6 separate regions of the Mus musculus genome follow, and all the other regions are linked to region 1. A link is a loop called in an ENCODE intact Hi-C map of the cell type or tissue named here. Cell type or tissue: heart. All regions are shown on one strand. Each heading gives the region's core, and the rest is flanking DNA. Links, peaks and the distances in the headings are about the cores only.

Region 1 (5,240 bases), core at 471-4,470:
AAGGTAGTTGCAGACAAGGAATCAAGAGAATCATGTGGATGGGTTCTTGTAGGCTCAAGAACTAAGACAGATGATTCAGGGACCTGCCCCAGAGCTCTGACTGGCCTAGCATCCTCCGATGCAGCCAGGGCCAGAGCCTGAAGCCCAGGCTAGTCTGTTTGAACACAGGTTGACATTAGAGATTCACTTAAATGCAGTGGTTCTTACTTCTCATACCTATACTTTGAAGTGGTTATAGGTAACATGAGCCTTAGTATTTATTTCCTGGTAAACGATCCTAGAAAAAGAAACCAAGCATGGAAGCAGCACCAAGGAGGCTGAGGCAGAAGGAACTTCAGATGGGGCTAGCCTGGACTAGCTTTGCATAGGGAAATCGAGCACACGGTAGATGAAATAAAAATATTACATCAGTATTAACTATGAAAATAAATAGTGATACATCTGACCATCTCACTGTCACCTGCAGCCTGAACAGGGAAACCCCCTCTTCCCATTCCTTTTTGCCCTCTCTCACACAGCCACCAGACAAAAGCAAAAGTCTGTAATGCACAGACTTACTTCAAAGAACTGACTATTGCAGACTTGGGGGTTGACAAGTGCAAAGTCTTCATGAGCAATGTTGGCGACCTGAAGGACAGGCATAGCTCGATGCATTCAACCCTAAGGCCCATCATGTAGACTTATAGACTTCCATCTTGCTGGCAGGAGGAGGGTCAGGTTTTGTTCTATCCAGGCAATAAACTGTTCAGCTAAAGCCTACCTACCTTATGGGAAAGCAATCTACTATTACTCTACAGCCATCACCATCCCATAATATGCCCCAGAAACATCCAGCCCAACATTTGATCACATTGCTTTGCTAAGCTGGCTTTAACCACCCTCTTCCTCGTTGCCTATGCTCAATACAGCAACCAAAAACTACTATTAAAATGAATGAATGTCAAGAGTTCAGTTGGTAGAGTGCTTGTCTAGCAAAACAGAAACCCTGGCTTCCATCCCCAGTGCCACATAAAACCAGGGGTGATGGTATGCACCCATAATTTCATCACTCAAGAGGGAGGGGTAGGGGGCTGGAGAGATGGCTCAGTCGTTAAGAGCACTGACTGTTCTCCCAGAGGTCCTGAGTTCAATTCCCAGCAACCACATGGTGACTCACAACCATCTGTAATGGGAGCTGATGCCCTTCTTCTGGTGTGTCTGAAGAGAGCAATGGTGTACTCAGATACATAAAATAAATAATAAATCTTTATTTAAAAAGATTTTTTTAAAAAAAGAGGAAGGGGTAGAGCCATCAGAAATTCAAGATCATCCTCAGTTACAAGTGAATTCCAGGTCAGCCTGGGCTCCTGGGCTGGTGTCTCATGGGCTGTGAGTATGAATGAAAGAGAGGTGACCTGCCACTACAGCCTGGTACAACCTGCTCCACAAGTGAAGGGTCGGATCTGGCTATCCTGCCCTCCCTCGGCGACAGAGTACCTTTACTCAGTCCACACTGGGCAAGGGAACTAAACAGCAGTTGTTCCAGGTGAGAGCACTCACACCAGTAACTGGAAAATCTGTAAGTTTCTCATCTATGAAATGGGGGTGATGGATGAGATAGAAGCCACCCAGTGAAGGCTAACGTCAGAATCCAGGCCACCAGAAAACCCCTTGAGAGGTCTGAACTCTTGGCATGAGCCATTTATTAAACTCTGTCCCACGTGATGCACAGTTATTAATACTTGTGTTTCTGTGTCCAGGGACAACCTCAGGTCGCTGAGAGGGGCTCAGTGTGGGCCAGCCCGGTGCCTGTAGGTTCAGGTTCCTCCCTATGGCCCTCAGGGAGAGAAGGAAGCTCTGCAGACCCAAGGCCGGAGCCCATCAAAGGTTCTCACAGAAAGGCATGCAAAGCCGCAGAGACCTCTGGACTGGTGAGGAGTCCAGTTTGAATTCCAGACTCGGGTTTGGGGTGTTTGTGTTTTGCTACTTGCTATAAGATCCTGAGCACGAGCCTTAACTTCTCTGGGCTTCAGGTCTCACCCATGTAAATTGTAAAGAGGTAGATTCAGGCCTTAGGAGGGGAGCCTCTGTCGGAACTTCTCTGTTCCCCCTCCAGCTGACGTTGCTACGCTTTTCTCAAAGCTGAGCCGCCCCGCACTTATCAAAAGCCGGCACTGTTAGAGACTTTCCCGAGTGTGTATTTAGTAGGCAATATTTGTCCCGCTGGTCTTTGCCCTGGGCTTCCTACGCACTGGCTCTTTTGTTTCTCTGGTCCATCTGCCCTGATGGTTCTCATCTGGGGGTTGTCCTAAGCTGCTCAAAGGGCCAGGTTTGTTTTAATTAAAAACAAGACCACCGAGTGGGCTGCTAGACCCTGCTGGAAGGCAGGGGCAAAGATCTGTGAGATCCTTTCTTTTCTGACGTTTGGTTTTAGATCAAGACCCTAGTGTAGGCTATGCAGGTCCCTAGTCATGGGAGGGGCGGAGCCTTGGAGTCCTGGGGCATGAAGCAGCAGTTCCTGTCCATGCAAGGCGAGAGGGTGCTTTCCACAGCTGGGCCAGGATGGGACGAATCTTTGCTTCGGATCTGTTTTCCCGGTGCGACTTCTTCCTAGGCAGGTTCCTTCTAGACCTAAGTCTCGTGTTGGATGCTGCCTAGTGTCTCCAGCAGATCTCAGAAGCCCAGACTGTTGCCACCAGGGTATCTGCCTTCGCCTTCTCACTTGGCCCTTTCTCCCAGGGTCGGCCCGCAGCTCCGGGGCGCCCCCTGCTGTCCGAAACTGCAGGCCTTGACCTTAGCTGCCCCATTCATAGGCAAACTGGGGGGTAAAACTTGCGCAAGGAGGCCTCAGGACATAGTGCCCAGGCCCACAACGTAATTCAGATACCACACTGCCATCCTTTCTTTAAAATCAGAAGGAAGAAAAACAAATTGGGGGTGGAAATTGTGTTTTAATATGTAATATTAATATACCTTTAAACTAACCCTCATAAAATGGAACTCTAAATACGATAATAGGGAAAGGGACCTGGGGCCCAGGGAAATTCTAACACAGCCCTGTGCTCCCTTGCAGCTGCTCAGGAAGGATCTCTGGGACATGACACTGATCAGGATCCTGTATTTTTCTTTAGTAATAACATAAAAAAGTATATGGTTTACAATGGTCTGAGAACAAACCTATGGTTTAGGCTTCATATCTCAAAAAATAGATGTACTTGGTGTTCATGAAAGTTACAGATTTGATTCCATGTGGAATACAGGGACAGTCACTGTGGGGTAGAGACTGGGTAGTAGCCCTCACGGCTGCAGCCACTGCAGCTCTGCCTTTGGAAGGCTGGTTAGTCACTGTAGAACCCCTACACTGAGGTGGTGGGGAGAACCCTGTGTCTATATACAGTCACAGGCCGAGGTGGCTGGGTTTAAGGCTGAAGTGAATTGGAAGGAAAGATAGAAACCAACATGTCCATGTACTGAAAAGAGTGTTCAAACTACACGGCACAAATCAGTGAACCGTGATGGTTGGCTGGCACCTCATGACACACAGCCACAAAGGCTGCTGGTTACAGAAGTGGGGACAGGAGAGAAGTCAGGAATGGGGGCAGGAAGGAGCTGCACTCAGGTAGATTGGCTAGCCCTGTGAGAGATGCCTCTCCATGTTTGTGATACAAGAAGTTTGCTCAGCAGGATTTAGTGCCAGAAACTATGTCTCAGACCCGGCTCTCCTACTTCTGCCTGGGTATCTCCTGTCTTTTTTGTAAACTGGAATTTAGTGTGTGTGTGTGTGTGTGTGTGTGTGTGTGTGTGTGTGTGTGTGTGTGCACGCGCGCGCGTGCACGTGTGTTTGTGCTTGTGCGTGTGTGTGAGCATACATGTTCCTACAGCACTAGTGTGGAGGTCGGAGGATAACTTGCTAGAGTCATTTCTCTCCTTCTACCACATGGGTTCCGGATGGAACTTCGCAGAAGCGGGCCCTGGCGATGCTGGATTTCAGAGGTGAGTGTGAGCATTCCAGAGCTGAAGCAAAGCCCCAGCTGACAGTGCTTTGCTTCCAAATTTTGGAGCAAAACACTAAAAAGGCCAAGACTCTACCAGAGCAGGCAGAGAGGGTAAAAAGAAGCCAGTAGGCAACAAGCCAGCCACAGACACTGGGAAACTAGGAACAGAGAAGTAGGAAAAACCTTGAAGAGCATGGTCATGAACCGTGTCAGGGTTCAGGGCCAAAGGTTGACAGACGATATGCTAAAGGGAACATCCCAGTGTGGCATACAGAGGCTTGGAAACAAAGGGTCTGATCAGGTGAGACCAAAAGAGGAAGCTAGTAACAGCCCAGCCCCTGGCTTTGGATGGTTCCAGGGCCTAGCTGAAGGGGTGTAGGGTCTGTGAAAGATTGGACTGCTATGGGTGTCTGTCTAGGTGGCCCTGGTCCTGTGACTTGCCTTTGGACCAGTTCAATGTTTTGCCTGCCAGTGAAGCAACAGGACTTGAGGTGGAATTGTACAGGGACATTGTGAACAACCAGCCAAGCAACCCAGGAGACAGTAGGCCCCATGGGTTACAGTCCATTTGAAGAAAGGGATGAGAGGGCCCCATCAGCATTCAGTGTGTCTTGTGGCCACTAGAGAGCCTTGAATGCCATGCCTTTCTTGACTCAGACTAAACCCTCTGAGATGCTGAGCCTTGAATAACCAGAAAGACTAAAGCAGGTCTGAGCTCAGTGTCCTCGCCACAAAGCGGGGTCCACAGAGCACAGTGCACCCAGAGCTCCTGGGGTAAGCAAGATTCCCAGTCCCTACCCCTGATCCTGACCCAGTGAGTCAGAGCCTTCTGATCTCTGCGTGACAAATTCTCAGGAAGGTCCCAGAGTCACTGCTCAGTTCCAACAGGACTTTGGAGAGTCCAGGAAAATGTGAGACAACTGGTTTAAAAAAATGTTTAAAAACCAAGAAAGAAGCAGTAGAAAGGGGTGTTTGTTTTGTTTTTAAATTACTGTGGAGGGCATCCAGATGACTCAAGGAGTAAAGGCCCATCAAACCCGACCATCTGAGTTCAGTCCCTGAGATGCACACGGTGAAAGCAAGGAACCAGCTCCCCAAAACTCCCATACAAACACATTACAGGATGGGGACACACACACACACCACAGGACACACACAAACATACCACAGGACACACACACACACACACACATAAACACACAAACACAAACACACCACAGGACACACACAAACACACCACAGGACACACACACACTAAATAAACAC
Region 2 (5,240 bases), core at 558-4,557, 360 kb before region 1:
AGACACTCCAGAAGAGGGCATCAGATTTCGTTACGGATGGTTGTGAGCCACCATGTGGTTGCTGGGATTTGAACTTGGGACCTTTGGAAGAGCAGTCACTGCTCTTAACCACTGAGCCATCTCGCCAGCCCCCCCATTAGTTATCTTTTTACTTTGTTTTCACATTTGCATGAGGACCTGCCTTCCTAGAAAGGGACATGGTAGTGGAAGCCTGGAACCAGTCTGTGGCTGGAGCTGAAAAGGTCAAGGGGTAGCATCCTTGGGGGAGCTAGAGTATTGCTTGTTAGTGCCAAAGCCTTGTCAGATCTGTGAGGAGAAAGAGATGGGGTTGGGAGTGCAAAGATGGAACAGGAAGGGAAAAGAGAGATACAGAGGGAGGGAGGGAGGGAGGGAGGGAGGGAGGGAGGGAGGGAGGGAGGGAAGGAGGGAGGGAGGGAGGGAGGGAGGGAAGGAGGCAGGGAGAGGGGATCAAATGTGAGGGCAAACTGGAAGCCCAACTGAGAAGCAAGTAAGACATTATCACCAAGGCAGAAACTAAACAGCACTAAGATGGTTTTGTGGCTTTTTAAAAATGGGTGCCAGCAGCCCCAGCCTGTGGGTGGACACGCTAACCTGCCGGTTCTTCCACTGGCTGTATTCTGCAGTGTATGCAGCTTGGGTGGGCTCTCAGCCAGGGTTGGGACATGCCACATCTCCCCATCCAGTTGACCTTCCTAAGAGAAGGACCAGAACTGGATGTAGTACGGCTGGGGATCCAGAAGCCTTGACGACTTCTAGCTCAGCTTCAGGATAAAGTGAAGGATGTTCTAACTAGGAAAAGGTTTCAGTCCAAGGCTCACAGAAACTGGCAAAAACAAAGCCATCACTCCTTTTATAACTGAAGCAGAAGCGACCAGAAGACAACTGGAATGTTTCCCGTCATCACATTTACTAAAATTCCCTTTCCACCCAGGCCTCTTGGACTTTGCCACTTATGTCCTGGATCCCCTCTCACTATGGAAAGCCTTTCCCAGTCTCATTCTCTCCAGCGTCTCTACAGTTCCCTTCCAAGTCATGCATTTAATCAGCTGTCTTCCTATTGCTTATCCAGCATCTCTGTCTCTTTTATCCACCCATCATCTACTGTCTATACTGACCTGTCTTGTTATCCACCCATTTTATTTCACCTTAAATATGTTCTCCCTAGGATCTGGGCTCTTCTCCATCTACCCCCTGCAGCTGCTCTGGTGGCTCCCGCTCTTACAGGCCTCTTGGTGGTCTCTCCTGGGTTCAGCTTTGCCATGCCTCATTGGTTTCATAGAAGTCTGCTGCCTCCTTTCTTTTATCCCAATTTTTGAGGCATGTAAACTCCTGTTCTTTAGATATACATGCTCGCTTTGTAGGAGGTCTTATCCCATGGCTTTAACTTCTATCTCTTTGTCAATAACTCCCAGATCTATGTTCTCCAGTCCTGACATTTCGCCCCAAGCTGTAGACTTAGCAAATCTTTCTACTTAATGTTTTCATCAGATAACTAATAAGCATTTCAAATCAAACATTTTCAAAATAGAGTTTGATTTTTCTCCCCTAAACTTATCTGTCCCAGTTTCCTCCACAGCAATGACTGGCTTTATTTATCCTGTAGCTCAGCTTGTGTGCTTACACCTATATGGCATACAAGCCCAGGTATGGGAGATCCTGCCTGGCCCAAAGCCCTCTTGGTGGAGACCAGGACAGGATGGAATAGCTTCCTTGAAATTCCAAGCAGGGGCTGGTGAGATGGCTCAGTGGGTAAGAGCACCCGACTGCTCTTCCTAAGGTCCAGAGTTCAAATCCCAGCAACCACATGGTGGCTCACAACCATCTGTAACAAGATCTGACTCCCTCTTCTGGAGTGTCTGAAGACAGCTACAGTGTACTTACATATAATAAATAAATAAATCTTTTAAAAAAAAAAAAAAGAAAAGAAATTCCAAGCAGATGGTTGCCAAAAGTGGTGCCTGAGCCTCCGCTCAGGATTCTGCTGCATCTGATTGCGTAGGAAATGTTAAATCCAAAGTGCTTCGGGAAGGGGGAAGGGGGAAGGTGATTGGTTTGAATTCCTGCATCTAATTAACCACACCAGCCTCCTGACAAATGATCTTACTCTCAAGGGGGTAGGGAATTAAATATTTCCAAAAGGCAGTTTCCTAGAGAAGGAAACCCATGGGCAAAATCATCAGGTCTGTCTGGCACAAAATGCTCTCATCTCAGTGGCTGGAAACAGTGACTGTGTCGCATAGATTACGGAAGACTGCAGGAATTACACAAGGCTGGTTAGAAGGCTGCATTTGCACCTGAGAACCAAGAAAACCTCCATTCTACTGAGCCAGCCAAAGAGAAGAAATGTGTGAAGAATTGTCTACTAAACTCTAGGAGTTGAGCCATATGGAAATGAGCCATGAGGATCCTGACCCCAGGACTGAACAAAGCATAAACAAAGCACAATGCAGCTATTTTGGCTGGGCAACTTAGTCCAGGAACACCGCCATTTTCTTGGACATGTACTTTTTAGGGCTGGCCTGCAGGTGGTGGTGTAGCCCACAGAGGATTGTACAAGCAAGAGTCCGATAGGATGCTAGACCTAGATTCATATCTATATTAGGATTTTGTCCAAGTGTGTCTTGCCTACTTGATTCCGGATATGATTCATTAAGCATGAGGGAATGAGACCTTAGCCTGCCAAATAACTCCTTGCCTATTGATCTCAAAACCTTTTCCTCATCCAGACAAAAGAAAAGTCCCTTCCAGGTGTGCTTAAAAATGTCCTTTCTTGCTGGGTTTTGAGTATCCACAAAGAGAAGCCATCTATGGGATCAAGTGGCCAGTTCTGTCACAATGCTGGTGTAGCTGGTACCTAGACTCAGTTGAGTAGGTATCTTCCTCAGCTGAGTCAGCCCAATGCAGACAAAACCTGGACATACTAGGCTTGGCAAGAAGCCTGACATGCTGGTAGTGGGGTCACTACATTCCTGGGTTCAGTCAGACACCCAGAGAAGTCTTTACGTTTCCCGAACACCACTGCTCATCTATGGGGAGCTGGGAAAGGAAGCCTGAAGTTTATTCAATTCAGTTAAACTTAGTTCAATGGAGTGACTCACATGACCTCTTTAAGTGAATTCTGTTAGTTTATATTTTCTCTCCATCCCTTCGTTCTCTTCCAAGCTAGCTTCTGTGTGTACGGGGCCTGGAATACATTGGGAAGGGACATGGCTGTGAGGTAGCATTACCTAGAACCTCACTGGTCAATGATCCAGGGGCAAGGTTTTCTACTTTCTGAATTGGTGGTCACTGCAGTGTTATTTTCCCTGTCTAGACATATGAGGAAATTACCTCTGAAATTCATGGTCCTGGTCATCTGAATGTTCTGGCTGATAATATCTGGAGCCCCCTGATGTACCTCTGTGCTCTCAAAACCACTGGGTCTGTCAGAACGCGGGACTCGCTGGACTACCTGTGCAATCCCCAGTCATGTGAGCTCCGTGGTGACGATGGCTCATGCTTATCTGTCAGCTTGCCTCCCACTGCCGCCTCCTCACCTCCACTCATTGCCAAGAATCCGGCCTCTGGCCTTCTTGTGTCTGCTTTGCCTTCCTTTTTCCTTCCTCTTGGAATCGGGTGGGGCAGTTCATCTGTCCACCCATCTCCTCATAGGCTCTAGCTTTCATGGGCAGAAAGGGCCTTTTCTATACTTAAGAAAAGACACCAAGAATTGTACCCTCCATATTAGTCATTAATAACTTTGAACTTAAGAAATCCTTCCAGACACTATCTAAGTCTTACTGTGAAACCAAAGCAAAATGTAAGCAAAGGAGAGGGTCAGAACCTGACTGTGCAGAGCTACTCTGTCCATCAAGGTAAAGTCTAGCTCCAAGGTGATATGTACATCTAAAACACACTGGGGGCTGGAGTTAAGACTGCTTGCTGCTCTTGCAGAGGACAGTTCCCAGCACCCACGTCAGATGGCTCACAACTGCCTGTAACTTAGCTCCAGGAGAATCAGACGCCCTCTTTTGACACCTATGAGCAATGACACTCACATGCATATACCTCCCCCAGCCCAGACACAAACACAATTAAAATAAAACCTTCAAAAGCAAAAATAAGATAAACGAATTCAATTAAAATATAAAAATCCACGTTCTGAAGTCACATAAGCTACAGCTCAAACTTTAAGTAGTCCTATAGTCAGGAAAAAGGTAGATCATTAACATGACAGCCCCTTTAAAGGATAGCTATGCTCTCTGGAAGTTCTAAAAAAACCCTCTATCTAGATGTGTGAGAAACTTCCTGGAAGAATAAATTCTACAGGACATGGTTCTCCATCTGAATATATATCCTGAAACAATTACTCACGATGCTCTTTGCTCTGGACTCCCAAGAGGCCAGCTTAGTAAGCTTCACCTACTTTCTCAAGGGCCAATGTTGCTCTCCGTCCCTCCTTACAGGAGGCTAGTTGTGTTCCTAGGCCTGGGTTAAACCACGATTTTATCTCTGAGGTGTTTGAGATTTCAACAGAGCAGCATCCAAGAAGAGGAGCCTCTGCCTGTGGGGCCTAGGGCGGCTGCAGTTTCATACCTATGGAGCTGGCCTTGCTCTCAGATAATCACACCCAAAGGAGAAATCAAGGCAGCTCTGTAGGGCTTACAAAGGAATTTACTCACGAACAGCAATGCCAGAGCCCACAGCTGCACTAGCGCTGGCCAAGCTCAGATGTTAATTCAGACAGCCGCTCAGGGAATGTCCGTGGCTAGAGCAAGCTGTCCAGCCAAATAGAAGTGGCAGGAAGCAAGGCCCTAGGATGTATTGGAAAGCCAACTCCTGGAAGGTCTGAGCGTGCCCAGGCCTCCCAGCTGCATATGTTTTCACCCCAGCCAGGGGTGTGCCCAGCTGGGAAGGCTGAGTCGTCACATCATTGCAGAAAACTGGAACAGCATGGCCAGGACCTTCAGCACTGGGAATAGCATCAGATTTCCTCCCTGGACTCTGAGCATGAGAGACTGTGAGGTCCAGGAGTATGTGTGTGGGAAGGGTCTAGTCTGCCTCCACCTGGGGGAAGAGGTTTCTAGAAGAGATCAGAACATCAGAGCTTCAAATTAAGTTATCAGGATAGAAAATCTACCTGTCAACCAGCAGGAAACCTAGGTACCCAGACAAAAGTGAAAGGGCTGAGGTGGAAAGATAGACTCAGGTGTCGCCGACAATTTTTTTAAAGATCAGTC
Region 3 (5,240 bases), core at 1,241-5,240, 280 kb before region 1:
TTATTAAACATATATGTGTTTCTGTGCAGAGCGAGATGGAAGCCATGCTGATAGAATTTCAGTGTCTGCTCATGGCAAGCTACAGTAGGACAGCAAAGCTTTTGAATGACAATCTTGTTGAGGACAAGGTAGATTTTAGACTTTTGGTTCCAAAAGCATTTAACACCATACCTTGACCATGTAAGAAATGTGTGCTAAATATTTTTTCAATATTTACTTATTGATATTAACTTAGTACTTACTGTTAATTAACAGGATTTTTGTTGCTAGTTCTTTCTCATATTCTCAATAGAATTCTAGCTCTATCCAGCATACTCAATAAATAATGTAATAAGTGCTATAAAGTTCAGATTAAATATTTTTTACATTTATTTACTTTGTGTGTATGTGTGTTAGTGCATGAACAACATACTATAGAATGTACATAGAAGTCCAAGGACAACTTTGGGATTTGGTATCTCCTTCAACCATGTACTTCCTAGGGATAGGACTCAGGTGGGGCCAAGACAAAAAACAAAAGTAAAAACAAAACCAACCAACTAACCAACCCCAAAATTATACAACAACAACAACAACCACCCCCACCCTCAAACCCAAGAAACAAATCAACCCACTTTGGGTTATGCAATATACCCAGCCCTAAAGCTCCACTTTCAATATTGAGTCTTCCATATTTTTCAGGAATAGATTTGGCCCATTATTGATGGGAATATTATTTCTTTATTTAGAAACACACAGATACCATTTGAAAGTATAAAAAATTTCATCCTCTAATTTCAAAATTCTAGCTCTCTTTTAAATAAAGCCACATGTACAGAAATATATTTACATATTAAGTAACTATAATAGAATGACTTGATATAGCTTAAAACAGAAGAAATAAATTCAGGTTACCATCAAGTCTAGTATCCTGGATACAATGCTAGGTGCTTATCAGTACCAACCCACAAGGAACTCACAATCTAATGACAAAACAACACACAAAATAAAATTGAATTTTCCACAATAGATATGAAAACCTTCCCCAGTCAGACTTTCAAAGTGAATCCTCTGATGTCCTCTAAAATAGCTGTGTGAGCAGTATAAGCTGCCTCTCCTTTGCCTTGGAAACAGCATACATCTCGCATGGTTTCATGCCACCCCTTCTTCTTGTAGTAATTATTTATCTCAATCAGGGGTTTCTACTCTGCTTTTGATCATTCAATTCTCAGACAAAAGACACACAACTTTTATATTTATAATGACCCTTTAATGTACTAGATCTGGTCAGATATCTACCTTCTAAGCTATTATGTCTACTTCCCTATCAATAACCCCGAGTTGTAACTTGCCACATTTCATCTGGCTGTCCTTAACTCCAAGTGGCCAGCTCTCATGGCCATGTTTTCATGATTCACCTACCCCATGGTGTGCTCTCTTCTCTCTACCTACTACCCTCTCCTCCTGGTTCCTGACTGGGAACCCCAAGCCCAAGAACCAAAACTCTGCCTATCTCTCTTCTGCTCATAGGCAGTGGGTATCTTTATTCACCAATCAGGGATAACTTGGGGACAAGGTTACCTAAGTGCAGATTCTCTCATCCCTGGGGGCAACCAGGCCAGTAGTTAGTATTACAATGCATAGCAGAAGACCAAACCTCAGCATCTTCCCTAGAGATTGTACCACAGAAATATGGCTTTACCAGTTACCTAATCAAATTTCCTGGTTGTTCTGTGACTGCTTTTTGCCTCACTTTTGTATACACCAAATTACGGATAACCAAACCCTGTTCATTTAATCAATGATGCTAGACTTGGCTCAGAACTGTTTGATTTATATTGGAAACATCATCAAAGATCAGATCTCTCCTTGCGAAGACTTTCTTCTTGTCTGTTTGATTTACTCTGGCTAGATCTTGAGTTTGGAAGATGACATTCATTTTTTTTTTTTATAGCATTTGCAAAAATGTTCTCAAAGACTTCAGCAAATTGCCTATTTGTATGTGGGTTAACCATCCGCTAGTCTTAGTTGGAAACGGGATCGTTATCATTTTTTAGGTGAAATCATGCTACTTTGTTTAGGATGGAGACACACTCCACAAGTTGCCAAAGCATGTATGTACCTAAGTGGGACTGGCTTTGGGGGTGAGTAGGCTACCATTAGTTCTGGAATGGTCTATACGGAGGTCCCACATATAAACCTTAATTTGCTTCTCTGGTTGGACAGCTCTGGTTGCAGTAAGTACAGCAATGGCACATTTAACTATCTTCTTTATATGAACTTCTGAGGCCAACGGCTCCTTCTTACAGTCAGGATACTCAAGAGTTGGCCACTGTCTTCAATTCGTTTCTTTGGATGCTTGTCTCGAGTGTTTCTTCTGCTTGGGCCTGGCTGGTCTTCTCTGTGCTCGCAGACCTCAACACAATCACCTTAGCTTCCCCTCAAGTAAACCTTAACTTCCAAGGCCGAATTTTTCCCCTTTTTCTTTGGGGCTTCTTCAGGCCAAGTTCGGAACTTGCTCATCAAGACTTAACTTCCTGGGGCTGTCTCTCTGGTTACAGCAAAGGCCAGGCGCAATCCTTTCCCAGAACTTGGTGTTGCAGCGCGGGGCTCAGGTGGGACGGCACGCTCAGGTGAGCAAGCTGATGAGCGCGGCGTGAGGGGCTTTGCGCTTTTCCCACAGAGTCCGCCCACCACAGCTGCGGCTCCACAGCCGGCCTCGCCTCCCGCGTCCGGCGTGGCTGAGCTCCGGAATGGCTGCGGGTGGCAGATCCAGATGCTGCCCAGCTGCGTCCCCGTCGCGGCACTTCGGGGCGCAGTGAGCTTGAGGAGACGGCCGCCGCCCGCCGTGGGCTTTGTCCGTCCGCCGCTCCGCCCCGCCCCGTGCCTCCCCGCCCCCTCCGCGGTCCCACTTCCTCGGCGCGGGAGGCGGGAGCGCGCCGGGCAGCGAGGGGTTAAGCCGACGCGCTTGAGGCGCGGAGGGATCCGGAGGCGAGCGGAGCTCGGTGCTGAGGCCGCCTCAGCGGAAAAAAAAAAAAATGTCCGCCTGAGGAGACCCACAAGTTCTATCGGGGGGACAGCCAGCCCGCCCGGGGAGCCACGGGCGGCTAAGCCCGAGAGCCGCCCGAGTCGCGCCGACTCAAGCACTCGCGGGGGCCCGAGGCAACGCAGCCGCCGGCGGCGCGTGGGGAGGGGGAAAGCCTGAGCCCGCGCTCCCGGCCAAAGTGAACTTTAATCGGGAAGGTTGGATGCGGAGCCCGGGCGGCAGGTAACCGCGGGCGGCGGGCGGGACGTGCGGAACTCAGGTCCCTTTGTACGGCGCGGAGCCCGGGGCCGCGTCCAAGTTGCGGCGCGCGGCGGGGCGGAGGCGCGAGCTGCGGGGTCCAGGCCCGGGCAGCGGCGCTCGGCCTGCGCGGCGCTCGGGGCTCGGCGCTCGGGGCCGGGGAGCCGCCGAGCCCGCCTCATTGTTCCGCGAGTCCGGGGCAGGGCGGCCCAAGTGGGAGGTGGAGGCCGGGCGGGAGTTTGCGGGGCGCGGACGCGCGTGGGGCGCTCTCAACCAAGCCGGGGACCCCCGCTGGGGACGTCCGGGCCGCAGACGCGGGCCTGCGAGCGGCGCGCTCCCCGCAACTTGTCAGCTCTATTGTTGCTGAGCGAGTGAGTCACTTGGTCTCCGGGTCGCCGCCGCTTTCTCGCTCCCTCGCTGGGCGCGGGCTCGCTCCGTACTCCTCCCCGGGGGCACCCCGAAGCCGAGCCACCTTGGAAACTTGCGGGAGCCACGGAGCCACGCGTGGGCTCCCGTGTCGGAGCGGCTTCCGTCACTGTCCTTCGGGTATGCGTGGGGATCTGGCGTGTCGCTCGGCGCCCCCCACCCCGAGCGCTGCCTCTCTCTCTCTCTCTCTCTCTCTCTCTCTCTCTCTCTCTCTCTCTCTCTCTCTCTCTCTCTCCCTCTCTCTCCTTCTCACGTCGAGCGTCCGGGTGTCCGCGGCTCAGCCTGTCTTCTCTGCCTTAGGACCTGCTAGAAGTGGCTGAAGATGAATCCCCAGCAGCAGCGCATGGCCGCGATAGGGACCGACAAGGAGCTGAGCGACCTGCTGGACTTCAGTGCGGTATGAGAGCTTTCCTCCGCATCTTGGGGTTCTGCTGAGGTTTCCCGAGATCGGGAGCAAGAGAGAAAAGGGGGGAAAGCGACATGGCAGCGGGCAACTCCATCTGCTTTTCAGCGCTAGTTCTCAGGGCTGGAGTCCAGCTCCCCCAAGTTGGACACCTGAACTTTGATGTAATGTCTAGACTTGCAGATTTCAAACTTTAATGCCAGAGGGGTCATTTGATTTAACTAGTTAAAAGAAGAACAATGTAATCATGAGCTCTGGTTGAGTCACTCCCTTCTGATAATTATTAGAGATTTTAGACTTTATATGAAAGAAAAAAAATATTTTTTTTCCTGAAGACTTCTCAGCATTTCCCTCCCCACGACTTCATTTAGCCTGTGGTACCTGAGAGATGCCAGCTTCAAAAAAGCCAACCCCAGCGCTAGAATTCCCAGCCTTGTGAGCTGACTGCTTTAAGTATACATATGCCGTCTGCATATGTAATATGGAAAATGATTTAAAAATAAAAGGTGAAGCTATAGAGCCCATTGCCCTTATTTCTTACTAATGGATTGAATTTCAACGTTAACTGCTCCTAGAAGGCAGGGCCAATACCTGCTGTATTAGAACTGTTATTATCTTTCCTGTATGTGGTAATTTCATCGGACATGATTCTGATTGCAAGTGCTTATTAAGTAATGTTAATGTAATGAGAATCACTTAGGGCCAAAGTGAAGATCATGGGTAAAAATTTACTGTTTAAACTTAATTATCTTGTAATCTTGCCTGTGGCTGGGTTTTCATAGCAAATGTCACCGGTTCTCTCAAGCAATATTAGTAAATAATATCACTTGTTATTGCCAGCCTTGGTCTGAATGGGTCTTCCATTTTTATTTCAAATTCTCTATGAAAATTAGGAACCTAATTGATGACACTTGGTGAACTTTTCTTTGCAAGGAATATAGAAGAATTTTAAGATTAATAGGTACATTTGGGTTATTTTGCAGATGTTTTCTCCACCTGTTAATAGTGGGAAAACGAGACCAACAACACTGGGAAGTAGTCAGTTCAGCGGGTCAGGTAAGACGATGTTGAAAATCAGAAATTTCTATTTCAGAGCACTGACATATTTTAGTAGAAAAGTCTATAAAGCATTTTAGTGCCTGCCACACC
Region 4 (5,240 bases), core at 483-4,482, 300 kb before region 1:
CTATTCTTGGGTCTCTCAGGTTGGCTCTTGGAGAACTGTGACAGGGGCTTCAGTGAGTCTAGTAAATGGGGGAGCAAGTGGAAGAGGGTAGGTTAGAAAACGCATTGGGGGCAGGGCGAGCTAAAGCAAAGTCAAGAAGATAGACCCAGGGCCAGATCTTGAAACAGCTTTGAGTTACCTGTCCACTGAGACAGTAAAGGAGGAATCTGGGAGAGGGCAGGGCCATTTAGAGTCCATTGAGAAGACACAAAAAAATATTCTGAGGCATGAGAAAGAAAAGAGGAAGACTTCTATGGCCACCTAAGCCACAGTCACTTTGCCTTGGCCACTTTGTTTTTTTTTTTATTTCCTGGCAAAGTTTGATGCTCTTTGAATTACACCCTTGCATGTGCTTTCTCTGAGCAGCATGGTGGGTAGATTGTTTTGTTTTGAGACAGGGTTTCTCTGAGTGGCCCTGGCTGGCCCAGAACTTGCTCTGTAGAACGCAAATTCAGTGTGTTCTGAGTGCAGGGATTAAAGGCATGCACCATCACACCTGACACATAATAACTAGATTACAGGTGGTGTTCTTCTTACAAATAATCAGTTGAGGATGGTAGGTCAAATAATACTGCCCAATAGGTCCCAGTTCTGTTAGAAGTCTGTAGAACGAGCTTTCCTCCGGTGAGGAAGAGAAACACATTTGCTTCAAATTTGATGCCAAGACTTTGCAGTGAGGGATTTGAAGTCATTTGAAGAAGGGGACTGCAGAAAGAAGTTTTTTGAGGACCCAGAAAATGTCTGTGAATTATTCCTATCCGTTCCCGGGCTACCACGGAATGTCTCAGAAGATGATAAAATCCTCACTTTTCAAAAAGCACCCTCCAGGCAGGACTTTTTCTGTTGCTGGCCATGTTGTTGCTAGCCTGATCTTTTCTACTAATGCAGAAGCTAAAACTTGTTTTACAAATGTGAATGCTTAGGTTTAAAACACCCGAAAGGGAGACTTCACTCTCCCTCATATCCTTTATCTTCTTTCCTACCCTACTAGATTCAGTCAGACATAAAAGGCAGAAAGCCCCTCTCCCTTCCCCCAGAGTCTTTAACCTCAGCTCAAGCTCAGGGTAGTTGGCTTTCTCTTCCCTGGGACCTCGTCTGTTCCAGAAGGTTCTTCACTTAGCCAGTACACAGGTTTCTGGAGCCTTGCCTATCATAGGTTACATAGGCAAACATGTCTGAAAACCTCTGTCACAGCTTAGCCTCAAGTGGGGAGCCCACCCACAGCACTGTTTTGTACCTAATGGTGCTCCGTAGCACTGAAGCAGAAATATTGTAGTCAGAGCATGTGGAAATGGCTAGGACATAGGCATGGGAGAGGGTCTGAGAGTACAATTAGCGTTGACTAGATTATATATATATTTTATTATTAGATATTTTCTTTATTTACATTTCAAATGTTATCCCTCTTCCTGGTCTCCCTCTGAAATCCCCCTCCCCTTATTCCCTCCTTTATTATAATTCTTATAAAAACCACACAGTACTTACTAGATAACTCTACCTATAGTTTCTATGTGTACATTAGATTGAACGGAGAAGATGAGACGATAGGCAGATGGTCAAGTGGCTTTCTCTCATAGAATTTTCCCTTTAGTGCCTTTCAACGGTATCATTTTCCCACACCCCCTAAAAACTAAACCTTCTATATTTTCAGTTGGTTCTTTTAGTTTATTTTTATAACACTCCTTGAGACAGGGAGAGTAGCAGGATAGTTTTATTTAACTTGCCAAGAAGCAAGACACAAAGAGATGATCTGACTTGGCCACCATCCCAGAGGGCATCTATGGCAGAGCCAGGATGGTCTTTTAGTCCTCGGGGCTCTTGGGCTTTTGTTCTGATGTCTCTGCATATAATTGTTTTGATAGCAATTTCTCTGCTTCTCTCTCACTAGCCTAATCACGTGTGTCAATCATATTCAAGAACATCAAGGGCCTAAGGGTCAGCCACAGTCTCAAGAGAAACAGAATCAAAAGGAGAAAATAAGGCATTTTCTTTTTCAAATGTGTTTGTCAGTCGTGGACTCATAATCTGACAGGGTATGCAGGAGGAAGTTGAGGACCTCCGCCCTAGGCTGTAGCTAGAATAGGCTCTATTAGGCTTTCTGTCTACAGCTTAAACCAAGTGAGCAAGAACCCTCAAGGGGATCAATGGGTTCTCCACCCAGCCCCTGAAGAACCAGGAAGGAAGTCCTCTTTTCCTTCCTCTTCATAGATTCACCCCTGTAGCGTCCCTGTACAGTCTCGGGATGTACAAGTGTGGTGGAGAGCACGTGCAAACCTCCTACCCTTGGCCATCTTGCTCCACTTCACTTTCACTTTACAGAGCTGAATCCTGGGGCCCAGGAGCGCTGCGCCCAGGAAAAGGCCACTGGACACAAGGCGACCTCCGTGCTCGGACCCCGGAGTGCGCGTGCGCGCGGGCCTCGAGCCGCGCCCGCGCGGGGAAGCCCCGGGGCTAATCTCCTGCCACTCATCCTTGGGGACGCTGGCGCCCGGGCCACAGCGCCTGGAGCCTCGCGCCGGGGCCCAGCTGGGCCGCACGCGGAAGGACAAATAGTCCCGACGGCTGCTGCTCCGCGCGCCCCTCCGAGACCGCGCTCGCCCCGCCCGAGCAGCCCGGCCTCGGCCTCGGGCGGCGGGAAGTGGGCGGCCGCTCGACCCCCCGCTCCTCCCTCTGGGGCCTGGCGGGTGTACGAAGCTCCTCAGGGAAAAGTAATTGGATTCCGGGCTCAGCGCTGCCGGGAACGGCGGAAAGCCGCAGCTGAGGCTGCAGCGCGTGGGCGGAGGAGGGCGCGGCGGGGGAGGGAAGGGTGCAGACGCCGCTGGGCTCTCCCGCGCCCCGGCGACCTGGCCGGGGCAGGCTGCGGCGGAAAGCCGGCGGCCGCGGGGAAGGGCAAGCACGCTTGCCCCAGGGGCCCCCGAGTGCGACGTCCTCACGCCTTTCCCAGGCTCCACCTAGTCTGTGGAGCACACCTGGCTGATGACACCCGCCCAAAGAAACGTTTGGGAAAGCTGAAGTCTGTCAGCATCCCCCAGGGTTTCCCTCCAAGCTCTGATGTGCAGCTGAGGTGGAAGAAGAGCCTTTCTTTCATCCAGTATGCAAGTGGAGAATTCCTCTCCTTCACGAATGTCACAGGGAACACAGTAGGAAAGTACCTCAAGTCTTTCCTTTGGTGACAGACTCCCCCAAAGTTCCCTTTCCCCTGAGAAGATGGATCACAAGTGGGAGCCTTAAAGAGGGTTTATTGTTTTCTGCTTCTCCCCTCCTGAAATGGTAGGAAAGTTCCAGAACTTGTAAATGACTAACTTTGCAGCTCTTTTGTGGTATATGGGTTTTTTTTTTCTTTTTCTTTTTCTTTTAATTCCCTTTACTACATCTCACACAACTCACTAGGCTTTTATAGAGGAATTTCTCATGTACCAGGCTCTATTCTGCTTACCAGGGACATAACAGTGAATAAGCCCAAACGCTCTGGGCTCTTGGACTTTGTTACAGGCGATGAGACAGACACACCGTTGAGTGTCGTGTGATGTTAAGTGCTATGAAACAAACAATACTGCAGGGCAAAGGAGGCTACAGGTAGAAGACATGTGCAGTGTTAGCTTAGACGAGTTGATTTAGAGAGAGATTTCTGAGGAAGTGTGCTTACAGCAGGTCTGAATGAAAGAAATTAGACAAGCAAAACATACCTAGACAGGTAACTTCCCGGATTGAGGAAGGACAAATCCAAAGGCTCTGAAGCCCGGAAAAGTCGAGTGAACACTTAGCAAGTAGTGAGGAGGCCGACATGATCGCTGCTCTGAGCACCTACAGTTGGAAATGAGGGTAGAGGCTCAGGGCCATAGAGATCAATGGTATTAAGGGCCTCAGGTTGCTTTTAGATTTTGAAAATTTTTATGTATATAAGTGTTTTGCCTGAGCCGGGCAGTGGTGGTGCACACCTTTAATTCCAGCACTTGGGAGGCAGAGGCTGGCAGATTTCTGAGTTCTAGGCCAGCCTGGTCTACAGAGTGAGTTCCAGGACAGCCAGGGCTACACAGAGAAACCCTGTCTCGAAAAACCAAAAAAAAAAAAAAAAGTATTTTGCCTGAAGGCAATGTATATATGTACATGCAGAGGTCAGAAGAGAGTGTTGAAGCCCCTCAAACTCGAGTTATAGATAGTTGATTGAGTCACTATATAGGTCCTGGAAGCTGAACCTAGGTCCTCTGCAAAAGCAACGAGTACTCCCTACCCCGACCCCTGCTTTTAATGTGAAACTTTTGGAGAGTTTTATGCTCTGAGTTTCCAATCTCTCTCCTTCTCCATCAGACACTAGGATTGCCTTGGCTGGTCTGAAACTCTGCATATCAGGCTGGCCTTGAACTCACAGAGACCCCCCTGCTCCTGCCTCCTGAGCACCGGGATTAAGGTGTGTGCCCCCATGCCTAGCTGTTGTGGTTGTTTACCTCAACTTTAGTTCATCACCATTCTAACATATCCTACCTTCTCCGTGATTGCAACAGGTCAAAAACTAATCTTGCTGTCTTTGTAAAATTTATATAACTCCTTTCTCAATAATACCAGCTCGATCTATGCCACCCACACTAAAATGTTTGTCATTGTCAACGCACTATTTCTTCTTCCTTATTTTACCTGGCCTGTTGTTAGGACCTTTAGTGTATCACCAGAAGTACCTCATATCAAATTCCTTCGTGTATCTCCACTTCATGCTTTTTGCCTAAGACCTTGAACATTGCCAGCCAGGATCAGTTCAACCGTCTTTTTATGGTCTCTCCGACTCCCTTTTCTCTCTGTTCCAATGTAACTTGCCAGAATAATTGCTCACTTTTAGCACATCTCTTCATGCCCAGATAGCTTTATGGGTATATTTTCTCTTGCATTAAATTTAAACTCTGGTGACTGACTTTCAAGCTTGTCCTCCAGTCGGGGTTCTTTCTGTCTTTGACCCACTCTTCAGCCTGTCTCCTCAGTAGGTTAGATGTGCCCACCAAGTACCTTCCTGTTCATTTACTTCTTTGTATGTGTCTATGCATCTACCCTTACGTAACCTAGCATTTAACTCATTTGGATGTTATAAATGATGGAAATATAACTTAAATTTGCTTAGATAGGAAGAGGAATCTTATTGGCTTCTGATCCTACAGTGAAATACCCGAGACTGCCTAACCTAAGTGGTTCTCAACTTTCCTAATGCTGCAACC
Region 5 (4,000 bases), core at 1-4,000, 130 kb before region 1:
GCAAGGTCACAGCAGTTAGGACATGTAAGAGAGCCTAAGATGGTACAGGCTGTTTCCTAAAAAGTTATTACAAGACCACTCGAGCAATATCTGAGTTAAACAGTAAATATAGAAAGGTTAATTAGATCGTTTTGGTCTGTTGTACAGCACACATGTTCACGTACACACTAAAGATGTTTGAAGACAGTAGAATGATGTTCACAACTGACTTTTAAAATGGTACAGAAAGAAAAGTTTCTGTCCTTGTAACTTTTTTTTTGTTAAGTGTAGGACTTTACAAAATTAAAACAGTAACCAAAAAGATTGTTTAAAACCTAAATGGGAAAATCTCTGAATGAGTTTTTAAGATTGATGTTGAGAGCTGGAGAAATAAAGAGCTTGCCTAGAAGGTCTGAAAGAAGGTCCCAAGGACTCATAGAAAATCTTGGTGTGGTGGTGTTGGAGGCCACCTTAGCACTTGTGTGTAGGGTAGGGGTAGGAATCGGAAAATCTTTGGGACTCACTGGCCAGCCAGTATGACTAAATTGGTTACTTTCAGATTTCACTGTGTGCCCTTACCTAAAAAACTAAAATGTAAGGTGATAAAGGAAGACACCTGCCATCAACTCTGGCTTCTATACACATGTATGCGTGCGCACACACACACACACACACACACACACATACATACACACACATCATCACCATCATCATCATCATCACCATCACCACCACCAAATATAAGTAACAAATAAATTTAGTAAAAGCAATCTTGTGTTCATGAATAAGGAACAAAACCGTCTTCACCTATATTAGATTCTCCTGCTAGAGTCTTATAAATAGCCCGGCTAAGGACAGAATAACTAGAGAAACAAAAGTTTCCTAATGTGTAGCAGACTAGCTTGTAGGCATCCAGAGATCAGAAACGGAAAGGGATGGCTGGAGCTGCCTTGCTATAAGGAAGAACAGACGCTTAAGGAAGCAGAGGACTTTATCTGGGTGTGGTGCCTGAGTCCTATTTGCAAGAAGAGATTAGGGTTTTCATATGGAGTTTTTGTTTGTTTGTTTGTTTGTTTGTTTGTTTGTTTGAGAAATTCTGCTTTTAAACAGATAAATGATTTCAAGAATTCATACTTTAAACATAAAATGATTGTTTCAGAGTCGCCCCCCTCCCCCCAGCTGGCCCTAAACCCTGAATTCCTTCCACAGCTTCATAAATGCTAGGATTACAGGTGTGCATCCTTCCCCAGTACAAAGTAATCCTTATGCTTCAGTGACCGACTTTGATGCTGTGCTGCAATGCTTGTAACTTAAAAATGATGTATTAATTATGGGTACCTCTTACATTTATATTCTCCATTTAGTATGAATTTGTTTTTCATATAAATAAAGCACAGAGCTTTTTATATAGTATGGTGAGGATAATCAATAATTAATGTCATGAAGTTACAGAGGAACCAGTACCAAAGGAGAGTGTAGCTGATGGTCACAGGTTTCTTTTTTGCTTTTTTAAAGCTTTGTCACTATGTTTCAATATTAAGTGCAGTTTAAATAAAATTAACTAATATATCTGTAAATTTATTAGATGATATTTTCCTTACATTATAGAGAGCTCTTGTTAAAAATCACATACTTAATAGTCACTGTGTTTATAATAAATTTGTATTTTAAGTTAGAATAACTTCTAATTATCAAATTCTCTTAAATTTATATGAGATTTAAAAAAAATTTTTTTTAAAGCCAAAGCTTAGGACTCTAAGTACTACAACATTTAGTTGAGGAAGAACTTCCAAGACACAAGGGGGCACTGTCTTTCTATAATCTGAATGAATTTTACCTAGCTTTTTCCTTACTGTAAATGTTCTTCTTTCCCCAAATTTTTCTTCATAATCATATAAGCTAAAATATTATTTGGCTAAATCTACAATACTCAAACCCATTGTAAGCATTCCTAGTTTACAATTCACCATGCCAGTAGCATAATGCTGAACCTTTTCATGTGTTTACATGAGTTTGAGAACGGCGAATGATTGGCAGGTTGGAGGTGGTCAGCACACTCGGCTGTTGCTGTGTGGGTCTGGGTGGAGACTGCTGTAGAACCATTGGGTTGCTCTGGGGAGTACAGCGACTATGCTTGCAGAGCAGCAGGATAAAGACTGCACTGTTCCAGCTGCAGCTGCATTTTCCATCAAGTATCGCGTTGGTGCTGATGACTGTTTTGTTTTTATTGTCATGGAAACTTGGATCTGTAGAATGGATATTCTATTCATCTGGGAAAATAGCAATTCCTTGCATAAAACATAGGGCCTTCCAGAGCAGTTCCTTAAAATAGATATTCCCTGAGTATGATCCAAAAATTTGAGGAAGTAAGAGTGGAAGAAAGCAGTCGTCTGACCACTTGTTCAGAATTAACGGATAACTACATTAAGCTCATTACTTGCCATTAGAAATTTGAAAGGCATGGCATTTATTTAGTCAGTGTAATTGCTATCTGCCCTCTAGACATTTCTTTCAGATATTAAGATCTGTTGGGAATTCTGAACCTATGTCCTATTAAGCAATTGCTTAACAAACAGCCCTTTTAACTTCATGCTGCTTATCTGTTATAATCTTCCACTCAAATGTCTTTCGTCATGGAACACTTTTTAAGGAGCTTTACTCAAAATGAAGAAATGCTACTAGAAATTATTATTCGTTTTGGGAATGAAAAGAAAGAACAGAATTAACGATGAGGTCAAAAGGTCCTTATACATAGCTTTATGAGTTGTGAATAGAAAGGAATAACCACAAGCCATTTTCTGTGTAGTCCAAGGGAGCTCTAATTGTAGTTAGTGATTTAGAAAATACAAATGTTTAGTAAATGATAATAACATGCAGATGAGGCCAGTGTGAGTTAAAAGAATTCTCAAACTTATATTGAGAAGAGGGATAGTTATGTTATGACAGCCTATTGAAAGTTATTGGTGAGGCTTTCTACAGGGTAAGGCTTTTTAACATCTTAAAAAAATAAGAGAGAAATGTCAGAGTGCCAATGTTTTAAGTAAGAAAGTCAGTAATAACCTATGACAGGAAGTGTCATTTGAATGGGACATGGAAGTTCTTCCCAGAGAATGGTTGTGCCAAAGGGCTATTGAGCCCTGTAAACTTCAGTAGAGCAGAGGATTTGAAATGTAAAAAAAAAAAAAAAAAAGACACATACAAATCTATAAAAATGCTCAGATAGAAGGGCAGAGGAGATGGCTCCTTTGAAAAGGTATTTATCACACAGGTGTGAGGATCCCAGTCCTAGAGAGGTAGAAACAGGAAGCTTGCTGGGATTCACTGGCCTGCCAGTTTAGCAAGTGTGGGATCTCAAAGACCCAATGGGCCACAGACAACATTGTGTGATGAGATCACAAATATATTTGTCTACATTGGCTATAATACTTATTTTTTAACTTATTTTTTAAGTGTAAGGATTTTTTATTTGTGCATATATTTATGTGGAGCTGGGGTAGCTGTGTGAGGTAATTAGTTGTAGGTGAGTTCAGGTGTTTTTAGAGTTCATGGGCCTCAGGCCCCAGTGTGGAGCTAAAGTTAGAGGCTGTTGTGAGCCATCCAATCTGAGTGCTGAGAACTGAACTTAGGCTCTCTGCAAGAGCATTATGTGCGCTATTAATCACTGAGCCATCTCTGCAGCATCTTAAGTATAAGTTTTAGTGTCGGTTTTAAAACTATGTTTTACAGAGCTTAATTGCTTTATTGTATGTGTGTGTGTGTGTGTGTGTGTGTGTGTGTATGTGTGTATACATATATATGGAGAGAGAGAGTCTGATATAGGTAAACAATTTTCAAAGTCAATGTAATTCCTATCCAACAGAGAGATGTGCTTTAAGAATGACTTCTAAATAATATGATTTACTAACATCTTGTACAAATACCTATAACAAGAATTTTTAAAACTTGCACAACTATGTGACATTGAAGTTAACTAACCAAAAGCTGATTGCAGAAAACTCGGAACTGGGCATTCTGTGAGTGA
Region 6 (5,240 bases), core at 631-4,630, 580 kb before region 1:
GTACAGATGGTTGTGAGCCTTCATGTGGTTGTTGGGAATTGAATTTAGGACCTCTGCTCAGTCTGGTTGGCTCCGCTCGCTCCAGTCCAAAGATTTATTTGTTATTATACATAAGTACACTGTAGCTGTCTTCAGACACACCAGAAGAGGGCGTCAGATCTCTTTACAGGTGGTTGTGAGCCACCATGTGGTTGGTGGGATTTGAACTCAGGACCTTTGGAAGAGCAGTCAGTGCTCTAACCGGCTGAGCCATCTCGCCAGCTCTCTCGTTTCATCATTCTTTACTATGTGAGCATCAAATTAGCATATTGTTGGATTGAATTGTGTTGGAATGCTTGATCTTGAATCCAGTTGTTATTGACTACCGGCTTGAATTTCATAAAAGAAACCAATAAAGAAATTTTAGCTTCAACAACTTCTGAAATGACTCTAATGACACTCCTAACATTTTGTGCTATATATGTTTATGAAAAGTGGTATTCTCAGCTCTTGACAATGATAAAATCAAAGTATCCATGTCACAGAGCAACCAAACCCTTCATGACTGAGTTCAGATGCCACTGTTGCCATAAAAATCAACCAAGTCCCTCAACTGACCTGCGACTTCCCCCACCTGAACTCTCTCTGGCCGCTCCCTTGAGGGTTCTTCCTTTGGGGACCTCAACATGTCCTCTTTGTCAATGCTCAAAGAAAGGCCTGATACCTCACCTCTCAGAAGTCTTCGTCTCCCAGCAGCACCCAGAAGAGAAACTTCACTCAGTACACTCCCCTAGTCCCCTAATAGAAGGAACTGCATAACCATTTCCACAAACTCTTGGTTCTAGCCCCTAACTTAACAATTCAATTTTAAGATGGAAAAGAATAAAGTGCTAAATAATACATCCTAAGAAAAGCCAAGAAACAGGATCAAAGTAAGAGGTACAAGGGAAAAGCCACTGCCCAGAGATGGAGTAGAGAGCTGAGCTTTTGAGCGTGGGAGGCTCTGCAGAGGCTGCAACCCCACCCCAACCCCACAGCGGCTGGGGCAGCTTTTTCTCTGCTGAGCTGTCAATCCACTTCACTAATGCTCTTACCACTGAGAAACTGAACGGTGGCCGGAAGCCCAGAGTAGCCCTTTGGGTGGGGTAGTAAATCCTCCAATAGGACTTCTAGTAGTTACTGGAAGGGTCCAGACTTCAAGACCTTTCTTGCTTTCTCATGTTGAAATCTTGAGGATGCTGGGATAGTCTGACGTGTGGTCAGAGCTATGAGGAAGTAACTAACACAGACAGTATCTTTGTCTGCAGTTCCTAGCGGGGTAGCACATCATTCAGGAGACAGCTTCTAGATGATACTGAATCCCAAGAGAGGGGCCTGGCAGATGAATGACATCAGCTAAGGCAACCTGAAGGGCCTCGTGCCACACAACGATAACAGTAAGTACCCTCTATCTCACTTCAGACAGTCTGAAAGGCAGGCTTTTGGAAAAGCATCATCCCCATTGAGAGGATGGCCCTGCCTGACAAATTCTGCTGTGAGGGTGTGGGAGGGGCGCCTTTATGTCTTCTATTTCCCTTAAGAAGTTCAGTCACGTTCAGTCACATGCCTGGCTCGCAGTCTGTTTATCAGGATCAAGCACGCTCTCTGGAGAGCGCAGACAGCAGGATGGGCCGAGCTCGGATGACAGTCTGCCCTGTGGAGATTGACTTTAATGAAGCAAGAATAAACAGGAAGATTAAGTACAAGCAGAAACCAGTGACAAGTTCTGAGCTCACCTCTCTGCTGGAATTGAAGGGCTCTCTGCCGCTGAGCGAGTCTCTGTTAGAGAGAAAGAGGCATCATCTGTTTGGTCGCTAATGATCCTGTTATCCACATCGGGCCCCAGTGTGCGCAAAGAAAAGTTTTCTCTCGATTTAGAGAGCAACTTCTGTATGTTTTATTTATATCTACTCACAAAACAAATTGTTTTCTAAGATTGGAAAAGTTAAGATTGATAAGGGTTGAGAAAATATTTAATAAACTGAAAAATGACATCCTTTTAGGGATTAAGGATTGCTAGTATTACTCTGCTATCTGCACCGAGCATTCACACCTACTCGGGTGTTTGTGGCATAAACGTGGCTAGTTCTGCGGGGAGATCTTACAGAAGGATGACTGTCCTGGAATAAACAGACCAACCAGCTAGTCTTCTTTATAAAGCCACTTCTTAGGGCTTTCTAAACGGATCCTAATACCCGACTGTTTTGGTTCCTCATTTCGTGTATGATTTTTGAAAAGTAACTTTTTAAAAACCTGTTTTGCAAAACAGCCAGTAAGCAAGTCCAGGATTCCCATCGGCCCTCTGGAGATGCCATTTCATTCATATCCTGAGTACCGAGTATTTTCTTTCTTTTTTTCCCCCCCACTATTGTGTTTCTTTTGGAAAAAAAATAGATCTTATTAAAACTGGAATGAAGTCTGAATTAGCTGTAGCACATTCTGCAGTACTTAATTCAACTGGGAGTTGCTTCGTGACTGAGTGTATGTAAATGTGTGTGCCTGAGACCACTGAGGACGCCACAATGTAGCTGACAGTCTTTAACACCTGTACCAGTAGGTGGCGCTCCGATCCAGCCCGATGCTCTACCCTCCCGGTTCTAAGGTTCAGGGAAAGGAAACTAAGCAGGACACTGCTATCTGTCCGAGTGTACCCAAGTGATCAAAGTATACCAGGGATCAAACATTTGCTTTTAAAAGCTAACGTGCACAGCACTACAGTGTCCACATTTAGCAAAGCTACCCGAATGCCCGAGAGAGATCAGGTGGTCCGGACAAAGGAAGCCTTTCTGGAAAGGGCTGCTTAACCTGCCTTCTCTGGATAGAACAGACGAGACATGAGGCTCCGAGGCAGACATTCTGGGCAGAAGTGGCTTCCAGAAAGGCTTTGTGAAAGCCAGAGAAGTATGTGTGAGGAAGATGAAGCATTCTGGGTCTGCTCTGAGCAAGCCCATGAGAGAGAGCTGCTCACAGGGCAGCCAGGCTTCCTCTCGTGAGATGGAAGGCAGAAGGGGACAAGAAACAGAATCAGACCAAGTTTTGTCTTGCATTTAATTTTTGTTTTTGAGTAGCAGGAAATAAAATAGGAATTAGACAAAAGTACTTACAGTTTTACTTTATATTATATAACTCTAGACTATATTTATTTAATTATATTATATTTAATTATATTAAATATATTTAAAAATGTAAAGTCTAATCAATGGCTAGACATATGTGGGTTTTTTTTTTTGTTGTTGTTACCATAACAAATGATTTCCTAACTTTCTGGCTGCCTCCCACAATCTTCATGTATGTTTTTGTGATGTGAGACTATACACGCTTTCATGTTTATATGTGTTCATGTCTGTGTTAAATATAATTTAAAAAGTAAAAATAAAACAGGAGCAGTCGGTCCAGGAAAGCAGCAGACACATAGTCCCCTTCGAAGATGCATCATTAAGAGAAAGGACCTAGAAGACAAGCTCAGACTGGGAGGTTGGGGGGAGAGCATTGGACAGAAACAATACAATATAGAGGGGCCCAAGCGTGATGGAGAGAGGCTTCCCTTTAAAGCCTGGAAAGGACAGGGCGGGTGGGATGGTGCAGCCGTTAAGACGTCCCAAGGCTCTACCCAGAGTGCTCAAACGGTGGCTCACCATCCTTAACTCTATCTCCAGGATATCCAGCACTGTCTTCTAACCTCAGTGGGTACCAGGCATGCATGTAGCACACAGACATACATGCAGGGGAAATATCACACATAAAATAATTATTTTCAAAGGAGCTTCATTAAGAGTGTGTGTGTGTGTGCAAGAGAGGAATGGCAGGAGGGAGGGCGGGGTGGGAGAGGGTAGAGAATCTTCACTGGAATGAACCAAGTCTAAGAAAGAAGGAAAAGTCATGAGCTTTTCATGTTTTCTAAGTCTGGGAGGCAGACAGGAAGTTTCAGCTTCACATCATGTAATTTAGTTCAACGCAGTGTATGTGACAGGGAGGACGGAGGGGTCAGGTATCCCAGAGTAAGAGCTGTAGTGTCACTGCATAGACTGTGGCTCAACTCTCTGTCCCTCACCGCAGAGGGATGTTCCCTCATCTCTTCAGGCTGTGGTTCTGTACCTTTCAAAGTGATCATTGTCTTTTAGGGGCAAGTCTGTGTGCCAGCAGTGTAAGTATAAGTGTAAGGCACGCGTGCATGCGTGCTTGTGTGTGTATGTGTGTGTGTGTGAGTAAGACTATGTGTGTGTCTGTGTGTGTGTGTTCAAGTATGCATGTCTGTGTCTCTGTGCATGTGTGTGCGTGCACGTGTCTGAGTGTCTATGTGTGTCTCTCTGTATGTGTCTATGTGTGTGTCTGTCTCTGTGTGTGTGTGCACGCACATGAGCACACACGCATGTATGTATGGTGTATGGAGGCCCGAAGTCAGTGCTCAGCATCTTTCTTGTTTTCCTCTGTCTTCATTTTTTAATACTGAGCTGTGCATGTGGAGGCCAGAAGACAATTTTCAGTAGTCTCTTCTCTCCTTCCACCATGTGGGTCCCCAGAATCAAATTCTGCTCATCTGCCTTAGCAGCAGGTGCTAAGCCATCTCACCACCCCTCCACTTTATTGTTTTTCCAAGAAGGGCTCACTGACCCCGGAACTTGCTGATTGGCTAAACTGTTCAGCAAGATGCAGGGATCTTCCTGTGTCTGTCTCTTCAGAGCTGAGATTTCAGGTGTGTGCCGCCTACCCGGCGTTTCTCACAGGTCCTGAGGATCTAACGTCGGTCCTCATGCTTGCACATAGCAAGCCCTGTGTGTGATTGATTTATTTTACCTAAACTTAGAACAGCAGAAAGGTCCCAGGCAAAGATAGGTGTCACATCTAGCATGGTTCGAGGGACTGACCAAGATGGGGCATCCAGGGAAGGAAGAAATGGCAAGACATACAGATTCAGAGAAGCTGGGATCGTGTGGGCTCAGTAATCTTTCTGATAGAGAAGCTGCCGCACTCTTATCTTAGCTCAGTGTGTTTGTTATCTATACTTGACAAGAAGGTGGGGCTATTGATCACAGCCCAACAAGGAAGCAGGGTTTGTGGTATACAGCTGGATCAAGGAGACATGTTTCAGTAATTATGGTAAAAGCCAGGTTTTCAACATCTGGGTGGACATTTTGTGCACACACTATCCAAATCTGCACATAGACCAGAAGGCTTTGCCATCCCTTGGAGCCTCACTGGGCTAGGGAGGGGCTTTGCTATTT

What was found. Peaks named below come from ENCODE experiments on the same cell type or tissue, not always from the same donor. Only the 100,000 strongest peaks of a DNase experiment are listed, where the experiment ranks them.
Region 2: a loop joins it to region 1, with 5 times the contacts of the local background. A loop is called at or near these places in 34 of 42 quality-filtered maps.
Region 3: a loop joins it to region 1, with 2.3 times the contacts of the local background. A loop is called at or near these places in 8 of 42 quality-filtered maps.
Region 4: a loop joins it to region 1, with 2.1 times the contacts of the local background. A loop is called at or near these places in 3 of 42 quality-filtered maps.
Region 5: it touches region 1 in a loop (3-fold over the local background); 12 of 42 quality-filtered maps call a loop at or near these places.
Region 6: it touches region 1 in a loop (9-fold over the local background); 23 of 42 quality-filtered maps call a loop at or near these places.

The regions. Positions count from the first base shown.
Region 1 is chr9:71,829,460-71,834,699 of GRCm38, reverse strand. No RefSeq gene overlaps it. Among named protein-coding and RNA genes, the nearest start is that of Cgnl1, 60 kb to the right of the region's middle. In heart, for the core only: a CTCF peak has its summit at 2,751 (motif pointing left); a DNase peak (open chromatin) is centred at 2,729; H3K27ac peaks cover 436 bases.
Region 2 is chr9:72,189,583-72,194,822 of GRCm38, reverse strand. No RefSeq gene overlaps it. Among named protein-coding and RNA genes, the nearest start is that of Gm27188, 61 kb to the left of the region's middle. In heart, for the core only: a CTCF peak has its summit at 2,546 (motif pointing right); a DNase peak (open chromatin) is centred at 2,512.
Region 3 is chr9:72,109,583-72,114,822 of GRCm38, reverse strand. It overlaps Tcf12 (transcription factor 12), which reads left to right and starts at 3,004. Exons shown (of 21, transcript NM_011544.3): 1 at 3,004-3,247; 2 at 3,989-4,085; 3 at 5,075-5,147. The coding sequence starts at 4,011. In heart, for the core only: no CTCF peak of the experiment used is centred there; DNase peaks (open chromatin) are centred at 2,942, 3,502 and 4,052; H3K4me3 peaks cover 3,091 bases; H3K27ac peaks cover 2,439 bases.
Region 4 is chr9:72,130,624-72,135,863 of GRCm38, reverse strand. No RefSeq gene overlaps it. Among named protein-coding and RNA genes, the nearest start is that of Tcf12, 21 kb to the right of the region's middle. In heart, for the core only: no CTCF peak of the experiment used is centred there; a DNase peak (open chromatin) is centred at 2,663; H3K4me3 peaks cover 1,889 bases; H3K27ac peaks cover 2,201 bases.
Region 5 is chr9:71,957,994-71,961,993 of GRCm38, reverse strand. All of the region lies in intron 5 of Tcf12 (transcription factor 12), which reads left to right. Among named protein-coding and RNA genes, the nearest start is that of Tcf12, 150 kb to the left of the region's middle. In heart, for the core only: a CTCF peak has its summit at 1,776 (motif pointing right); a DNase peak (open chromatin) is centred at 2,123.
Region 6 is chr9:72,405,845-72,411,084 of GRCm38, reverse strand. Gm27230 (a long non-coding RNA gene) reads right to left here. Exons shown (of 8, transcript XR_003948355.1): 6 at 1,755-1,797; 7 at 1,074-1,672; 8 at 190-368. It overlaps BC065403 (cDNA sequence BC065403), which reads left to right and starts at 1,218. Exons shown (of 2, transcript NR_152222.1): 1 at 1,218-1,415; 2 at 1,597-2,441. In heart, for the core only: a CTCF peak has its summit at 2,573 (motif pointing right); a DNase peak (open chromatin) is centred at 2,584; H3K4me3 peaks cover 1,482 bases; H3K27ac peaks cover 494 bases.